Regions from separate parts of the Homo sapiens genome. Here all the other regions are linked to region 1. The links are chromatin loops, found by intact Hi-C in ENCODE. Cell type or tissue: gastrocnemius medialis. All regions are shown on one strand. Region 1 has its middle 400 kb from the start of F9. Region 2 overlaps F9 (coagulation factor IX). Region 3 has its middle 100 kb from the start of F9. Region 4 overlaps LOC124905222 (a long non-coding RNA gene).

Evidence for each region. Peaks named below come from ENCODE experiments on the same cell type or tissue, not always from the same donor. Only the 100,000 strongest peaks of a DNase experiment are listed, where the experiment ranks them.
Region 2: it touches region 1 in a loop (7-fold over the local background); 12 of 110 quality-filtered maps call a loop at or near these places.
Region 3: it touches region 1 in a loop (29-fold over the local background); 6 of 110 quality-filtered maps call a loop at or near these places.
Region 4: a loop joins it to region 1, with 2.5 times the contacts of the local background. A loop is called at or near these places in 5 of 110 quality-filtered maps.

The regions. Positions count from the first base shown.
Region 1 is chrX:139,124,972-139,128,971 of GRCh38, forward strand. It overlaps a transcript of FGF13 not described here. Among named protein-coding and RNA genes, the nearest start is that of F9, 400 kb to the right of the region's middle. In gastrocnemius medialis, a CTCF peak has its summit at 1,743 (motif pointing right); a DNase peak (open chromatin) is centred at 1,750; H3K27ac peaks cover 307 bases.
Region 2 is chrX:139,557,807-139,561,806 of GRCh38, forward strand. It overlaps F9 (coagulation factor IX), which reads left to right. Exons shown (of 8, transcript NM_000133.4): 7 at 2,935-3,049; 8 at 3,718-4,000. Among named protein-coding and RNA genes, the nearest start is that of F9, 29 kb to the left of the region's middle. In gastrocnemius medialis, a CTCF peak has its summit at 2,070 (motif pointing left); no DNase peak of the experiment used is centred here.
Region 3 is chrX:139,428,093-139,432,092 of GRCh38, forward strand. No RefSeq gene overlaps it. Among named protein-coding and RNA genes, the nearest start is that of F9, 100 kb to the right of the region's middle. In gastrocnemius medialis, a CTCF peak has its summit at 2,036 (motif pointing left); no DNase peak of the experiment used is centred here.
Region 4 is chrX:139,192,863-139,196,862 of GRCh38, forward strand. LOC124905222 (a long non-coding RNA gene) reads left to right here. Exons shown (of 2, transcript XR_007068344.1): 1 at 1-2,036; 2 at 2,205-2,998. It also overlaps a transcript of FGF13 not described here. Among named protein-coding and RNA genes, the nearest start is that of F9, 340 kb to the right of the region's middle. In gastrocnemius medialis, no CTCF peak of the experiment used is centred here; DNase peaks (open chromatin) are centred at 1,795 and 2,169; H3K4me3 peaks cover 1,541 bases; H3K27ac peaks cover 2,856 bases.

The DNA.
Region 1 (4,000 bases):
GACAGCAAACATTCTCAGCCTCCAAAACAGGAGTCCAATTACCAAAATCACATAATATATGTTTTTTGCTTCTGTCCATGAAACCAAAAGAAAATCTTTTAATTTTTTTTCAAAATTATGAGTCCCAAATGTTCACGACATGGAACAAGGACCCAATCAATTAAAATCAATTATGGAAGTTAAGGGGGGAAGTCACAAAAATAGAAATTGATACACATCTGACTTCAGGAGTATTTTTAAGTCTCCTTAGAAGCAGTTTCCTTATGGGAATATTCATATTTAGGACTGATTTTTCATAAATGTCTTCAATCAGATCCAGAAAAAAACTGTTGTCACTAACACCAGCAATTTTTTTGGCAATAAAAAGACGTTCAGCTCTTTCTCAGCTTGCAAAATTATGGATGTTGTAGTGTTCCACCTGCCATTCACTTAAAAATAATTAGTTAAGAATGAAAACTATTTTTTTTCTCTTTGGGGAAGCTCCAGTATAATCTGGAAGAGTTCCCATTGTTGTGATGCAGTTCCTATGGTTGTGATGCAGTTCCATAAAGTTGTATGTCTTAGTTTTTATGAACATTAAGTTGCAGCAATTAAAACAAATGGAAATATCAAAAGAATCTGATACCAGTTATATTAAAAAGAGTTATTTAAAGGACCCATAGCCCTTAACTGAATGCTAGGTAAATCAGTTAAGCAGACGTGGTCTGGGCATCTGCTCAGTGCCTGGCCCTGTGTTAGGGGGACAGTAAGAATGAAGATTCATGGCTGACAAGCACACAGCTACAGCAGAGCCAAGGCCTTAGAAAGGGATAGTCTGGTAGGTGGAACGGACAAGGATAGAGGGTGAAAATAGATCCAGAGTGCTAGGACCATTCTAGATTCTCACAGCTCAGTCCATGCCCATCTACTGCAGCTCACCTACATGCCATATCCCATGTACACCCTCAACCCCTGCTACCAGTGCCTGGGTTTCATCTGTTCAGATGAGGTGCTTAACACACAATCAACTGGTTGGCCTTCAGCAAGTCACTTCACCGCTGTGAGACTCCATTTCTTCACAGTCAAATAGGGATGATAAATGTACCTATACTTTACATGACAGCAGTCAGCCATGGCTACAACAGTAAAGGTCATGTATTTATATATTGTCTGTTGTGGTTTTTGCACTACAAGGCCGAGTTGAGTCATTGTAACAGAGACTGTATGGCCCACAAAGCCTAACATATTTACTATTTGGCCCTTTACAGAAAATGTTCACTGACCCTTCCCATAGAACGTCCTCCCCTTTTGTTTCTACTTGGCTAAGCCTTACTCATTTTTAAAAATTCAGCTCAAGAGTCCCCTCCTTTAGGAAACCTTCCCAGACCTTTTGCCCTGTCAGTGCTCCAAAGAAATCGGGAATCTAACCCTTCCTCTCCACCTCCACTTTGCACTCAGTTCCTGCCCCTATCAAAGTACGAATCACACTGGGCTGGAAATATCTGTCTGAAACCCAAGACAGTGACTTCTCTGTGGGATGGCTCATTCATCTGTGGATTCTGAGTACCCAGAACACAGGGCATGGCCTGGAAAATGGTACCAAATAAATCCTGCTTCAATGAACAGGCTTGGCTGGCCTGTATTTTTAATGTCACACAAAGTCAGCATTCAATAATCCCCTTGGCACTTAGATGAGGTCACAGTCATGTCCCGTCGGCAAGAATAATGACCTCTAGAGGGAGCTGTGCTCCAGTAGACAGGTGTGGCTGAAGAAAGTCAGCAGGAGAGTACAACCTGCTCCTGCTGGGCAGTTTCATCCCTGCAAGCCTCAAGCCCAAAAGCTATTTCCAAATCTTTCTCCACTCAAATGTCAGCTCTGAGAATGGCTTCACCAGGGGTCTGTTGTCTGAGCCACATCCCAGTCCACTGGGTCCTCTTGCCTGTCCAAAGGGCTTACCTCCTTCATTTCAGCTCACCACACCCAACTTTGGCCAATCCCCAACTCGCGACACCACAACCAATGTGTCTTAGGTACTACTTCACTCACCATCTACTAGCATGGCTATGGACCTTGGCTTTTCACTTGATCATTTTCTTCTTAGGTATTAATCTTAGTACTAGGAATGGAGGGTGCAGTGCCGCAGAAAAAAAGCACCATACCCAGGTGTTACTACAGGTTCCTCCACTTTCTTACTGTGAGAACCTTGAGCAACTTAGGCCTCACCTTCCTTATTCACAATTTGGAGATGATATCACCACCTGGTCAGAGGAAGGGAGGCGATCATAGGAGTGAAAATGTTCTTCCATCTAAGATGTGTGATTCTCAATAGATAGGAGCATGACCCCCTTCCACAAGAAGGTTTTTCAGAGCCACCTGGAGTACTTTCTCCAACTATATCCAGCCCTGGGAAGATCTAGAACAAGGTCTTCACCTCTTGAGAATGAGAGCTGGGTGAGGTATCTTTACCTGTGGCGGATTAGTGTGTCTCAAAGGTCTGAGGCAGGAAAGGGGTTGACAACCACCACTCTGGTGTTGTACAAATGGAAGAGGACATTGTAGTGTAGTAATGAAGAGGCCAACAAGGAATGGGGCTCCAGTAATGTTTCCCAACTTTTTTCATGTATGGCACTTAGTACAGCATGCCAATCGTACATGGCATGCTGGGGGAAACAGCTGAGGCTGCTGGCCACCACAGGCAACTCAGGGCCAGCACTCTTGGCAGTCACAAGGGCTAAGGAGAATGACATGCCAAATACCCCTTAACTTATTTTTCAGCACATACTTAGGAAATTGTGCTTGAGCAGATGTTGGTAACTTTGACATATGACCACCTTTCAGGGGCAAGTAAGCCAATACAAGGGTTAAGAGTATACTTATAATCATTATCCCACCAACCCCTGGCATACCAGGAGTCAAAACCACATCCCATCACTAGGAAAACAGGCTGATGTCGCTTTAGAACCTCACCCTCCTTTGAGTTTAAGGGAGGTTCTTGGTTCACTGCATGAGTCTGCCTCTCTTTCCACTTCTGATGTTCCTTAGCCAGGACTCATAGGCATTATTCTACCTAAGCCTGAATCCTGGACTATGCTCAAATGGGGAAAACAATTTGCCCAGAAGCTTAAGAAACTCAAGAGCTTAAGAAACAGCATCAGTACCAGGATCACGCTCAGGACCAGGGATGCAGGTGCTGCCCTGGTCCTGGACTCTAGTTCTCATTACCGGGATTATCCTTCTTCCTTAGAGTGAGATCCCTGCCTCATCTTCCAAACCCAGTAACTTGTTTCTTGTTTTGTTTCTGTGTCCAAAGCTGTCTGTTTCCCAGTTCCTAAAGGCCTGGATACCTATCTTATTCTTTCCTAATCTCTAAAGGCCTAGAATGCATACTCTCGGCAGTAACTACGACACCAATCATTATATACTACCACAATCCCCTAGGCCCACTTGGTTCTCTGGATCTCATACTCTGAATTTTTTCCAAGACCTTGAGGCTAATTGTTCTCCCCAGTGCTTGTGCCATCCTGTCTGGGGTGCCTGCTGTCTACATCCATGCCCTTCCTGGTCTGGCCTCTGCCTAGTCAATGGAGTCCAAAGGCTCTTTCTCCTATATAGCCTCTGCTTTAGCATGACAAAGACATGGAGTAAAACTGCAGGTCAACTGCTCACTAGCTGTATGACCTTGAACAAGTCAGTCTGCTTCGACTTCCTCATTTATGAAATGATAATATGAAAATTGCCCACCTTATAATGTCATTGTGAAAATTAATGAAAACGTTGCATTCGTTCATTAAATAAATGGTTGAGTGCCTACTATGTGTGAGGCACTGTGCTAATCAGTCAATAGGAGATAGAGTGGTGCTCTCTGGTATTAACATTCTAATGGAAACTAGTAAATAATTATCTATAAATATTAGTTATAATAATGACAATGCTGGTCAGGGACCATTTCATTTTAAGTGTTTACTAGACCTTCTGCAGTCTATTTCAGCACCTGCAACAACGGTTGGCATAGCAACACTA
Region 2 (4,000 bases), 430 kb after region 1:
TGAGACAGGTCGTGCATCTGAGGTTTACTGCTTTGCATTTTTGTTTTGTAACTGAAGTCTGATGAGACAGCCAGAGCATGTGCTACCTAGGGACTTGAATCCCTGCAGCCCCATTTCACTTCTCACCACCTTCCGGGGTGGTTTCTCGACCTCCCACTCCCCTACCACCTGGTGCCTTAGCCAGCCCTGGCTCTCCCTCCAAACACCTGCCCAATGAGCACTGCCACCCCATGGTGCCCAGACATGCTCTCCCTCCTCATCCCTACCTAGCTACCATTGCCACTCCCCTCCCCCAGCGGGGACATGGGCATAGGAGCAGGGAGAGTTAAGGTTGGTCAGGTGCACGTGCCCTATGCTATCTTGGAAGGGGGCTTGGCCATGTGGCATCTCTGGACCAAGAATGCGCCACAGCACATTTGGAGGGTGAATGGTGGGGGCACACCCCTTGTCCACCTCTATTTCAGGCATGGAACACATCCTGGCATGAAAGTTGCAGTCCCTTGGGAATCACCTCTCCACCTTGATTGCCACAGTAGGCCAGTGACAAGGGAAGATTGACACATCATCCCCTGCTGGGGCCCAGTGTCCTGTGGCTGGCAGGCAGGGGATCCTAAGGACATGTGGGTGTTAAATTGTAGGGTGCACTTCCTGGGCACCTTTGAGGGTCTGCACTGCCCCAGCAAATATCCCCATGCTAGAAGGAGCAAAATATTAAATGGCAAATTTTAAAAATGTAACAAGATGGGTTGCAAAAGAGACTACAGAGGAAAGCAAAAGTTTTGTATTTTAGTATCTTCCATGGCACTTTTCTTCCTAGCTTTTGAACAAGGGGCCCCACATTTTTATTTCTCACTGAGCCCCACAAAGTATGTAGCCATTCCTGCCCGGAGTGAGGACTTTTAAAACATAAAGATTATCAAGTCTTGGAAATTCTGATTCAGTAGATATATAACAGGTCTCAAACTTAATTATGTAAAGAATATTCTGGAGAGCTTCCTTTTACCCAGTCCCACCCACCAAATATTCTGATAAATTAAGCTTCGATTAGCCCCCAGATCTGCATTTTATAAGGATCCCCAGATGATTCTACTGCAATTGGTCCACAGACCATGCCTGGACCGAATTTGGGTGCTTAGGAGCACAAATTCTGGAGCCGGGCAGACTTGAGTTTGCTTCCTAGCTTTACCAACTGATCTCAGGGGAGTTAATGTTTACCTCTAAACTTTAGCTCATGCATCTATAAATAAATATATTAATATCATGTCATAAGGATATTATGTTGTATTAAATGTCTTTAAAACACCACAATGATTAGCCCAAAGTAAACACTCAATAAATGTTCAAAAATTTAGGAAAATTGTTAAGACTGGGTTGTATGCACACTGGTGTTTATTATATTATGTAGTTTTTTCTGTATTTTTACAACATTTCAGAATTAAAAGCAACAGCTAGAAAAAGAGGGAAATGGCCGGGTGCAGTGGCTCACGCCTGTAATCCCAGCACTTTGGGAGGCCAAGGCGGGCGGATCACGAGGTTGAGAGATCGAGACCATCCTGGCCAACATGGTGAAACCCCATCTCTACTAAAAATACAAAAATTAACTGGGCATGGTGGCATGCGCCTGTAGTCCCAGGAGAATTGCTTGAACCTGGGAGGCGGAGGTTGCAGTGAGCCAAGATCTCACCACTGCTCTCCAGCCTGGTGACAGGGCAAGACTCCGTCAAAAAAAAAAAAGAGAGGGAGAGCCAGAGTATGAAAAAGGAAGTCAGAGCCCTTTAATGAGTCAGCTTTGTAGGTCTCCAGGTAGGAGGCTAGTGCTTCAGTGTCTAGGACATAGTAGGTGTTCAGTAAATTAAATTCAGGACAAAAAGAACATGCCCCAAGGACCATCTGATATCCACTTAAAGTGATGGACTACCTCGTTTCCCTTGTTTATGAATGGGTTCATGCCTAAGACTGTGTGCACTTTAATACAAGGGCAGTCGTTCAGAACTAGTCAGGTCCTGAAAAGGATTTACCAAATGTTGAGTGTGCCCTCTAGTGTTCACACTTCCCAGCTTTCTTCCTATAAAGGTGGATCAAGGCACTTGCTTACAACTGGAACTGAAATCCTCCAAGTCGATCTAGACATTGAGATGGAGAAAATATTCATTGTCGACTGTAATTATGCAACGAATATCCAGTTGAGATAATGGACTTGCCTCTTATCTAATAATACCCAGGCTCAATGCGTCACTGCTTTGTCCACTTTGCCCAAAATTCAAGCACAGCTAAGTTGATATTTTAGGACAAAGGCAGCTTACTATCCAGCCAGAGGGGAGTAGAATATGGTTAAGAGAGAGTGGAAAGAATGAATGAGCCCTGCTATTCCTCACTGCCTGGATGGCTATAAGCACAGCCCTTATGGAGGCCTTAGGTCTTGCTTCATAATATTCCAGTTTGAAAAGGGTTTGAAAAGACCTCCTAGAAAAATCAGTAGTTTTTCTCTTTTGAGTAACATGTAGCAAAAAAAATTTCATCATGTAGGTACAGGGAACACCCTAATAACTATTAATCTCAAGGAGTCAAGCCAGTGTGTTTCCTAATGTATCTGCTGTATCCCCATGAAGCAAATTTTGCCATCAGAGAAACTGACTCATGGGGAAAAAATCCAAGGACCTCAAATCACCAAAAGAAGCCATTCCTCAGATTTGCCTAAGCTTAAGCTTCCCTGTCTCTCATTGTGTGTTGCTTTCAATGCAGTTACATAAATGGCTTTTTTGTTTATGCACCAAAAACACTAATTCATCTGCAAAGCTCACATTTCCAGAAACATTCCATTTCTGCCAGCACCTAGAAGCCAATATTTTGCCTATTCCTGTAACCAGCACACATATTTATTTTTTTCTAGATCAAATGTATTATGCAGTAAGAGTCTTAATTTTGTTTTCACAGGTTGTTTTGAATGGTAAAGTTGATGCATTCTGTGGAGGCTCTATCGTTAATGAAAAATGGATTGTAACTGCTGCCCACTGTGTTGAAACTGGTGTTAAAATTACAGTTGTCGCAGGTAAATACACAGAAAGAATAATAATCTGCAGCACCACTAGCTCTTTAATATGATTGGTACACCATATTTTACTAAGGTCTAATAAAATTGTTGTTGAATAAATTGGGCTAAAGGCAGAAGGGTCATAATTTCAGAACCCACGTCGCACCGTCCTCCAAGCATCCATAGTTCTTTTGATATACCCCTATTATCACTCATTTCAGTGAGGTACAATTAGTTCTTGATGTAGCCATTTCCATACCAGAAGGCCTTCCCAAAAATCAGTGTCATGTCACCGATCCTTTTATCTCTGGTGCTTGGCACAACCTGTAGCAGGTCCTCAGAAAACAAACATTTGAATTAATGGCCAAATGAGTTTGTGCTCAAAAAAGGGGTGAGGATACTTGAAATTTGGAAAATCTAGGATAATTCATGACTAGTGGATTCATTATCACCAATGAAAGGCTTATAACAGCATGAGTGAACAGAACCATCTCTATGATAGTCCTGAATGGCTTTTTGGTCTGAAAAATATGCATTGGCTCTCATTACATTTAACCAAAATTATCACAATATAAGAATGAGATCTTTAACATTGCCAATTAGGTCAGTGGTCCCAAGTAGTCACTTAGAAAATCTGTGTATGTGAAATACTGTTTGTGACTTAAAATGAAATTTATTTTTAATAGGTGAACATAATATTGAGGAGACAGAACATACAGAGCAAAAGCGAAATGTGATTCGAATTATTCCTCACCACAACTACAATGCAGCTATTAATAAGTACAACCATGACATTGCCCTTCTGGAACTGGACGAACCCTTAGTGCTAAACAGCTACGTTACACCTATTTGCATTGCTGACAAGGAATACACGAACATCTTCCTCAAATTTGGATCTGGCTATGTAAGTGGCTGGGGAAGAGTCTTCCACAAAGGGAGATCAGCTTTAGTTCTTCAGTACCTTAGAGT
Region 3 (4,000 bases), 300 kb after region 1:
TAAGATGTGAATAGCAATACATCAAAACTGAACTATTTAACAGACATTTGGAAACTGATGCAGAGGTGGAAGAGTCCTGCTCTTCCTCTGAGACTGGAGAGAAGAATGAGATAACATGTATAGAGATGAGTTGAGGTAGAGATAAGAGGATATATAAAGGACTCAATCTCAGCAAAGTAGGAGAGGTAATCTGCTAAGGCTGGCGGTGGGTGGAGGCTTGAGGAAGGAAGGGGAACTCTGGAATAACTGGTGTCAGGAACTCCCTTGCGTATTGACAAGATTGAAATTCTGCATCAAGGATCCTGAATCAACATGACATCCTCAAATAAAGGTCCCAGTGTTTGTAGTTCTTGAAAAATGACTGTAGGAACTGACTAAATTAAGTATTCTTCTTAGACAATTCATGGGTATAAGATGGATGTTCCTTGTGTAGAGTGGCCCATTTAAACAGGTCCCATTTAAAGTTAAGTTAGGACACAGCTATTCTAGATACAGTATAAGATGATTTTCTTTTGCAATTCCTCCATTTGAGTTTTAGGATGGGATAGAAAGTCAATTTCTAAACATTAACCTTTTTTATCATTAATTTTACTTGCTGAAATATGCTAACTCATATTATTGTTCTGACCTCTTCCAACCTTTGGCTTTATGTAGGTCATTTTTACCCTCTTATTTTTAAGACAAAGACACGGCCACACAAAAAAAGGTAGAGCTTAGTAAATTATTATATGAATAATACCCTTATAAACACTACCAGCTTAAAAAATGACCGGTCACCCCACAAGTTTCTCCAAATGCCCAGTCATGAATACAGCCTCTTCTCTCCCTCAAGATGTAAATAGTATCCTGAACTTTATACTAATCATTTCACTGCACTCTTTATGGTTCCATCACCCAAAGGTGAATTGCTAGACACTATAATATAATCTTAACCATTTAAAAAAACCTGATATGTCCTGTAAACTTATGTTAATCTATAGGTTCTTCCTCTGTCCATTTCTTTTCCCTAACATTTATATGCTACAGAACCCAGGCTATTTTACCCATAGAGGCTCCCACAGTCTGCATGTTGCTGATTACATACTCATGGTGCACTTCAATATGCTCCTCTGTATTTACTGGTGGATCCTGGTCTTGTTCAGTCTCAGGTTTTCACTTTTTTTGTTGTCTGCAGACATTGATGTTCAGTTGCAAAATGAACACATTCTATAATTTTATTTTCATTTATTGGTTGGAATGATATTTTTATTGAGATATAATTTATATACCATAAAAGTAACCATTTTAAAATATACAATTCCATGATTTTTAGTATATTTACAAAGTTGTGCCATCATCACTCTGTTTATTGTTGTTATTGCTCTTTGTTTAATCACTTTTCTGAACTAATTTTGTAAAATCTGCATTCTTTGCTGTGTGTGGTCAAGTGGTCACGAAAGTCTGCTGCGTTAGTTTGGTGATCAGTTAATGATTAGACAGAGATTTCCTTAAATGCCTGGAAATAATAAGCCTTCCGGTCTTTTCCTAGAGGCTCTGTGTGTGTGTGCTGGGACATGCTTTCAATTCCCAGTCAGGCGGTTTTCAACTATGCCTTAGCCTCCCCTTCCTCCTTGTGCAATGTTAGCTAGCATGGACAGTGCGAGGCTTTCTTACTGAGCATGTGCACAGTTTTACAAATGTGTGCATCCTTCTAGATTCTCAGGAATATGTTGTAGCTTTTCAAAGTTCCTACTGACATCTCATTCCCCCGCTTTTCCTTTTAAGCTTTTTGGTTAGCCAATTGTTTACCCCATTTGTCATCCACTACTTCAGGAAGATTCAAACTTAAACAATTGTCTTCCAATATTTTCAACACACTTCTCCAGGGAAGGGGCATTTTGCACTAGGTGATCTCTATTCCAGGTCTAATAAAGACACTCTTGCAAGTGAAGTCTTCCAGGAAACCACCAGACACTTCAAATAACCACAATTCTCTAGGAAAGGAACTTTGATGGAGCACCAACTCTGTTCTGCCCCATCTAGTGGCTGTCAAGATGCTAGTTTCCACTGTGATTGGAGGCTGTTTGCTTTCAAGGCTACCACGAAAATGAAGACGGGGGATAGACATAAGAATGGGAAAATGCCACAAAGCTCACTGTTCTTACTGAGATTAAGCCATTTTCTTGAACAAAGCTTCCTTTTTTCTAGTTGCTTGTTAATTTCCAGAGTTCTAAAAGCATCAATTCTGACATTTCTTTTGCTAATTTTCTTCTATCAAGAAGGAAGAGAGACTTTTCAGAGGTCTTTACCATTTTTGCTGATATCTGATGATGGAAATGATTTTATTAAAAAAAAAAGCTTTCTCTCATCCTATATAGGAAAGATAATAAATGCTGGATTCCTTTTTTTTTTGCCCATTTCCTATCATCCTTAAAAGACCATCAATTATTATTTTTTAAAACAATTATGAACTTATTAAATAATCCTATTTGATGGTTTTCAACTCATTGAAATTCTTGTAATTATTGTAGCACAATCTGTAACTTTGGCCAGAGAGAATTTATTTAAGTGGGCTCCCAAGTCTTTTTGGCATGACACTGGCATTACTTAATAGTTTCCTATCAAGGATATTAGGATGTTTGGGTTTTATCTTGTTCATTTCCTGCCTCAGACCTGCAATCAACTATTTTTTTCCCAAGAGCTCTGGATTCTTTTGGGCACCAGGGATGCTCACTGCTAATAGATTCATCATTGTTTCTAAACCTTTTTAGTGTACCAAGCAAGGGAATATATATTTAAAGACAAAATATCTCATGTTTTCATACTGATATCTCTAATTTAAATTCAGGATGACATGGTTTTTAATCTCTTTTATATTCCATTTGTATTTCCTTTCTTCCACATTAAGAATCAATTTTCTCACTGACACAGAGATGATAGACTTGAAACACTGTTTCTCAATATTTTATTCATTAATGACCCCCCAAATAGCCTTTGATATATGTTTTTCCTAATAGCCCTCCACCATTAAATTTTAATACCATAGACATACTGTATATTTGTTACCATACTATATGTATATCTGCACTTTGTATATATCTGCACTTTATGCACTTCCTTGTTTATATATAACAACTTGATGACTTTTTTCACTCCCCAAGAATCATTCTTTGACCTCTTGAGAGTAATATTAGTCCCATTGAGAATACATGACTTAGGACATTCTGTATTTACTCATTTGCTTTTTTCCATGTACACACACAATAATATCTGTATAACAATACTATTATGGTCTCTGCCAATATGGTTATTGAAAATAATTTAAGCATTTTGCATGTGCTAACCCCTTTCTTCTCCAATTTTTTTTCTATTGTACTATATCTAAAATGCCTCATCATATAGCCATACTATACTCTCTCCTAACTCTCATTTAGACTTAATTCTAGGAGTAATTATATATTTAATGCATGTCACCAATACTTATGTTAATATCTATCTAGAGATGTCTAATAAATTTTACTTGTTTAACATTCACTTTCCATTATTTTCCTCAGAAAGCACTTACGCAAACAAGTATTTTAGCTCCAATACATTGCCGACAATTTGTTCATCGTATACAGGAAGACCTGTTTTCGTGGACATAAAATTCCTGGTTCACATGTTATTTTCCTTACATACCTTAAAAATATTATTCAATTATCTTGTGGCATAAATCATTGCTGTTGAAAAGTCTAATGACAGTCTGATTTTATTTTTCCTTATAAGCCTTGCTTTATTTAGGATGCTTGAAGTTTTTATCAATTTCTTTAACACCCAGTAACTTTAGTAGAACATATTCCTTGTTTGTCATTCTCAGTCAGTATTCTCAGGTATGCAATGAGTGTGCTTTTTCAATGTGTAGTTTAATTTTATATATATATATATATATATATAATAAGTATGTGTGTGTACATGTATTTTTTGTGAGTATCTGTTCTGTTCACTTGCTTCAGTTTCCTTTCACGGATTTCTATTATCTGTA
Region 4 (4,000 bases), 68 kb after region 1:
AAACAGAGTGCTTCATGCACTGAAAGTCTGTTTCCCTAAGAAAACTTGCAAAATATGCTTGTATTATCCATGAAGGCAGGGATAGTTATCTGTTCCGCTCACTGCTGTATTCTCAGTGTCTAAGAAAGCAGATGGCACATAGAAGGTTCAATACATATTTATCGAGTAAATTAACAGATGAATTAATTTACACATGCATTAAAATAACTGAAATCACTTAAGTTGGGGTATGACTGTCCAATGCATGTGTGAATCTGTAGATTTATTTCTACCACCAAGAAACCCTCTATCAAGAGTCCTCTAACTTGAAAAATCAATATGAAAATCACTACTATTTCAGTAATATTATCAGTATCATCATTGACCAAATTCTACGTAGATAGCCCATTATGAAGTAGCAATTGTATCCTAAATTAAATTAGCAAAATTAAATCCAGCAGGATTATTGCTGTCAGTCTAAGGGCTTTTGGTATAGAGTTTCAAAGGTAAAGGAGCATTTACAGAAACCTACGATGGATGATAAGCATTGTCATTACGTAACACATTTAGTGAGCACTTGCTTTGTGAAAAGGATCCTTGAAGACATTCCAGTCTATTCAGAGAGATAAGACATAAGCAGATGAGAAGTTAACCATGAGATACACCCAAAGTAGCCCATGGAGATTGCCAGATGGGTGACATAGAAGCCCTGTACAGAAGTAAGCAGTCAGTGCCTGCTGGGAGGGCGGAAGAAAGGCTTCATGGAGGATGGAGATTTAGCTTGGACTTGAAGCATCATATAATATAAAAATAATAAGTAGGTCACGGTAGATCAAGGAATGAGGGAGCAGAAAACTCAGTTTGAAGACAATCAATAAGTAATATTTCATTAGTATTATTTTTATTATTATATCATTAATATAATTATGTATTTCCACTATAGATAAAAATAGAAAATATGACTAAACACTATAAATTTCTATAAGCCAACCACCCAGAGATTCCTTTTGGTGTATATTCTTTCAAGATTTATTCTTAGCATATTTGTTGTGTATCTATTTACATATGTGCATAGTTGTCTATGTGTGTTTAATTTGGTATTTACAGATTTATACACACATATACATAGCCCCATATGGGCACATATTCATATATGTACTTTTACAAAATACTAATCATGCTTGTGGTGTCCAGTGAGAAGGATCTCAAGGAGGTGCAGGAAAAATGTTCACACCCCAGGCACAAATCACCATCTCTCCTTGGTTACCCCTAAGTCCACACCTAGTATACACACTGAAAATGATGGTGCAAATTATTTAACGACATAAAATAACATTCTAAGACGTTGAGGGAAAAAAAGGAAGTTATCGTGTATGTGCCTGATCCCACATACACACTTAAAGATAATTAGCCATGTCTATGTATTATAATATGCAGAGAAAAAGGACTAGAAGCAAAGCCTCAAAAAGTTAACTTGGTAGTGGAACCTTGGGTGATATTTTCTTCTCTACGCTTTTATGATGTTCCAAATTGTCTCCGGTAAACATGCATTATTTTGTAATCTGAAAAAAATCAATGTAATAAAACATAAGCAATATAAAAACACACACATAAATTCAAATCTGCCTGTGAGCGTCCTGCTCAAGATGCATCTTCGGTTTTTGAGCAGCTAAAGTCAAATTAGCATTAACAAGAAGACAGAGAAAGCAAAGCTCTTGTGTTGGTCAAGCCCTGACTTCAAGGCTCTTGGCCTTCTATGCCTGCCTTTGAGGTGTCTAGTGGGTGGGTCAGGTGTACGGAAAGCAAGAAAGCCTTGATAGGTGTCGCTAAGGGAGGAGGGCGCGCCTCCCTGAGCCCCGCCCGGCCACCACCAGCGCTGCTCTGACCGCCACCATCTTAACGCTGCTTCCCCACAGGCTGCAACGTGCCCGCGGTCTAGACTGCGAGGCCGCGGGCTGCACCGGAGCGCGCAGTATCTTCCCCCGGACTGCGACCACCCGCACCGCCAGCCACGGAGCCCTGGCCCGGGCCCGCGGTTCCCTTTGCGACGCCTCCCCGTGAGTCGACTGGGCCGTGGGTATCGAGGACAAGCAAACAGAAACCCCCACTGCCCACCGCCGCTGCCGCCGCCAGGAAGGCGCTTTGTCATGCCCGGAGCCGGCGCCGGGCAGCTCTTTGCCAAGTTTCACCTTCGGTGACACAACTTTTCCGTGTTTCTTTTTTAGGCAGCTGCCACATCACGAGGCTAATGAGCACACTAAGGTTTGTAATAAACCTGCCTGCCAGATACACAGGAACTGAGGGAGGCTGGTTGACCAGACCTTTCAGCGCGATCGTCGGTTCCCAGCTAGCCGAAAAACAAATGTTCCCCGGAATGAGAGCATCTAGGAGCACCTTGTCCTGTTTCCAAGAGAATGGCTCACATTGTTCCCAGAGCTCCGAAAATCACTCACAAATTCAAGAGCTCTTGGAAGCCTTAATGTTCAATAAACCCCCCAAGGGGAGAGGCAAGCATACACACAGAGAATCAAAGGCAAAATAAGCAGGTCAATTCTCAATACTTTCAAAGTCACCATTGAAAGAAGTTTCTGAAAATATCTATGGGCATATTCAAGAAGTGCACTCAGCCTGTCTTCTTTAGGTTGTTTACTTCTACTTTTAAGAGCTAGATAAATATTTTAAGAACCCTAGCTATTTACTAACCCTCAACTCCAGAACAGTAACAAATGCTACCTACATTATTTGGAGCAAGTTTTGAGAACTGGGTTTCATGTTTGTTATTAAATTTACCTATAGCCATGCAATAGACCCATCACTGTTAATTATTACCATTGAGCAACAGTTCTACAATACAGATAAATACTACATGATTCCCAACTTCGAGAACTGTAATTAATATGCTTGTTCAAGGCGTTGTGTCTCTGTTAACAAGATATATTTTTGGAAATATTATCTAACTGAAGGCAGCATAAATAGTATACAAAATAAAGCTTGCACTTTTTTATTTTTCCATTTAAAATGAGTTACGTAAGTAGTGAAAAACCTCTTCTGTGGAGCTACGCTTTGTTGTGGGGGGTGGATTTCTTTCATCACGATTAATATAGCTATCAAAGGAAAAAATCCAGAAATGAAAATCTTTCAATGAGCTCAGCACACCCTGAGGAGCCCCATTCGGTTAATAAAAACCACTGACATTTGTTAACAAGAAAAGGAGGGAGGGAAAGAAGGAGAGTCGGAGGAAGAACGGGGTAGGGTTGAGAGACAAAGAGAAGGGAAATGAGACATATGATTCTGATGGGAGACAGACTGAAAGCATATACCATGTAATGAAAACTAAAATAAACAAGTGGAGTTTTTACTCAACAGTGAATTAAGAGGATGTATAATCTTGAAGACACAGGTGAAACAAGGTCTCAGATGCAGTTGCAAAAGAAAGTACCATTGTTTTTAAACCAATATGAAAGCCAAAGTCACCTGGCCAATGAAAGACACAGTCACCTGGCCAATGTCCTGTAGCAGTGGTTCAAGAGGATGGCCAAGTGAAGTGAGATGCACATCGGAAAGTTTAAAGTCAGAATGTCCCAGGCCAGAGAAGAAGGAAAGGGTACCCCGGCACAGCACCTGATAGAGAAAAGTCACTCAAAAAATGTTCAGATTTTGTTTAACTGAACAAAGACCACAGCCCTGGAGCAACCATGTATTTAGTATAGGCACACTCCTCCTAATTATGTCCAATTTGGTGAATGGAAGTAATTTCGTCTTTGTGCAAACCTGCATTAGAAAGACTCAGCTGTGCTGCCTAGGAAGGGAGTATGATATAGTGGTTAGTGGTTAGGAGGTAGATTTGGAGTCAATGAAATCTGGTCAAATCCTCACTTCACCATCTTGTTAGCTGAGTGACCTAAGGATGGCCTCGGTCTGTTTCTTCATCTGTCACATTGAAGACTAGTGTGGATATTCATTCTCCATACATTGAATGTCCATACATTGTTATGAAGATTTCATGAGATATTTCATGTCA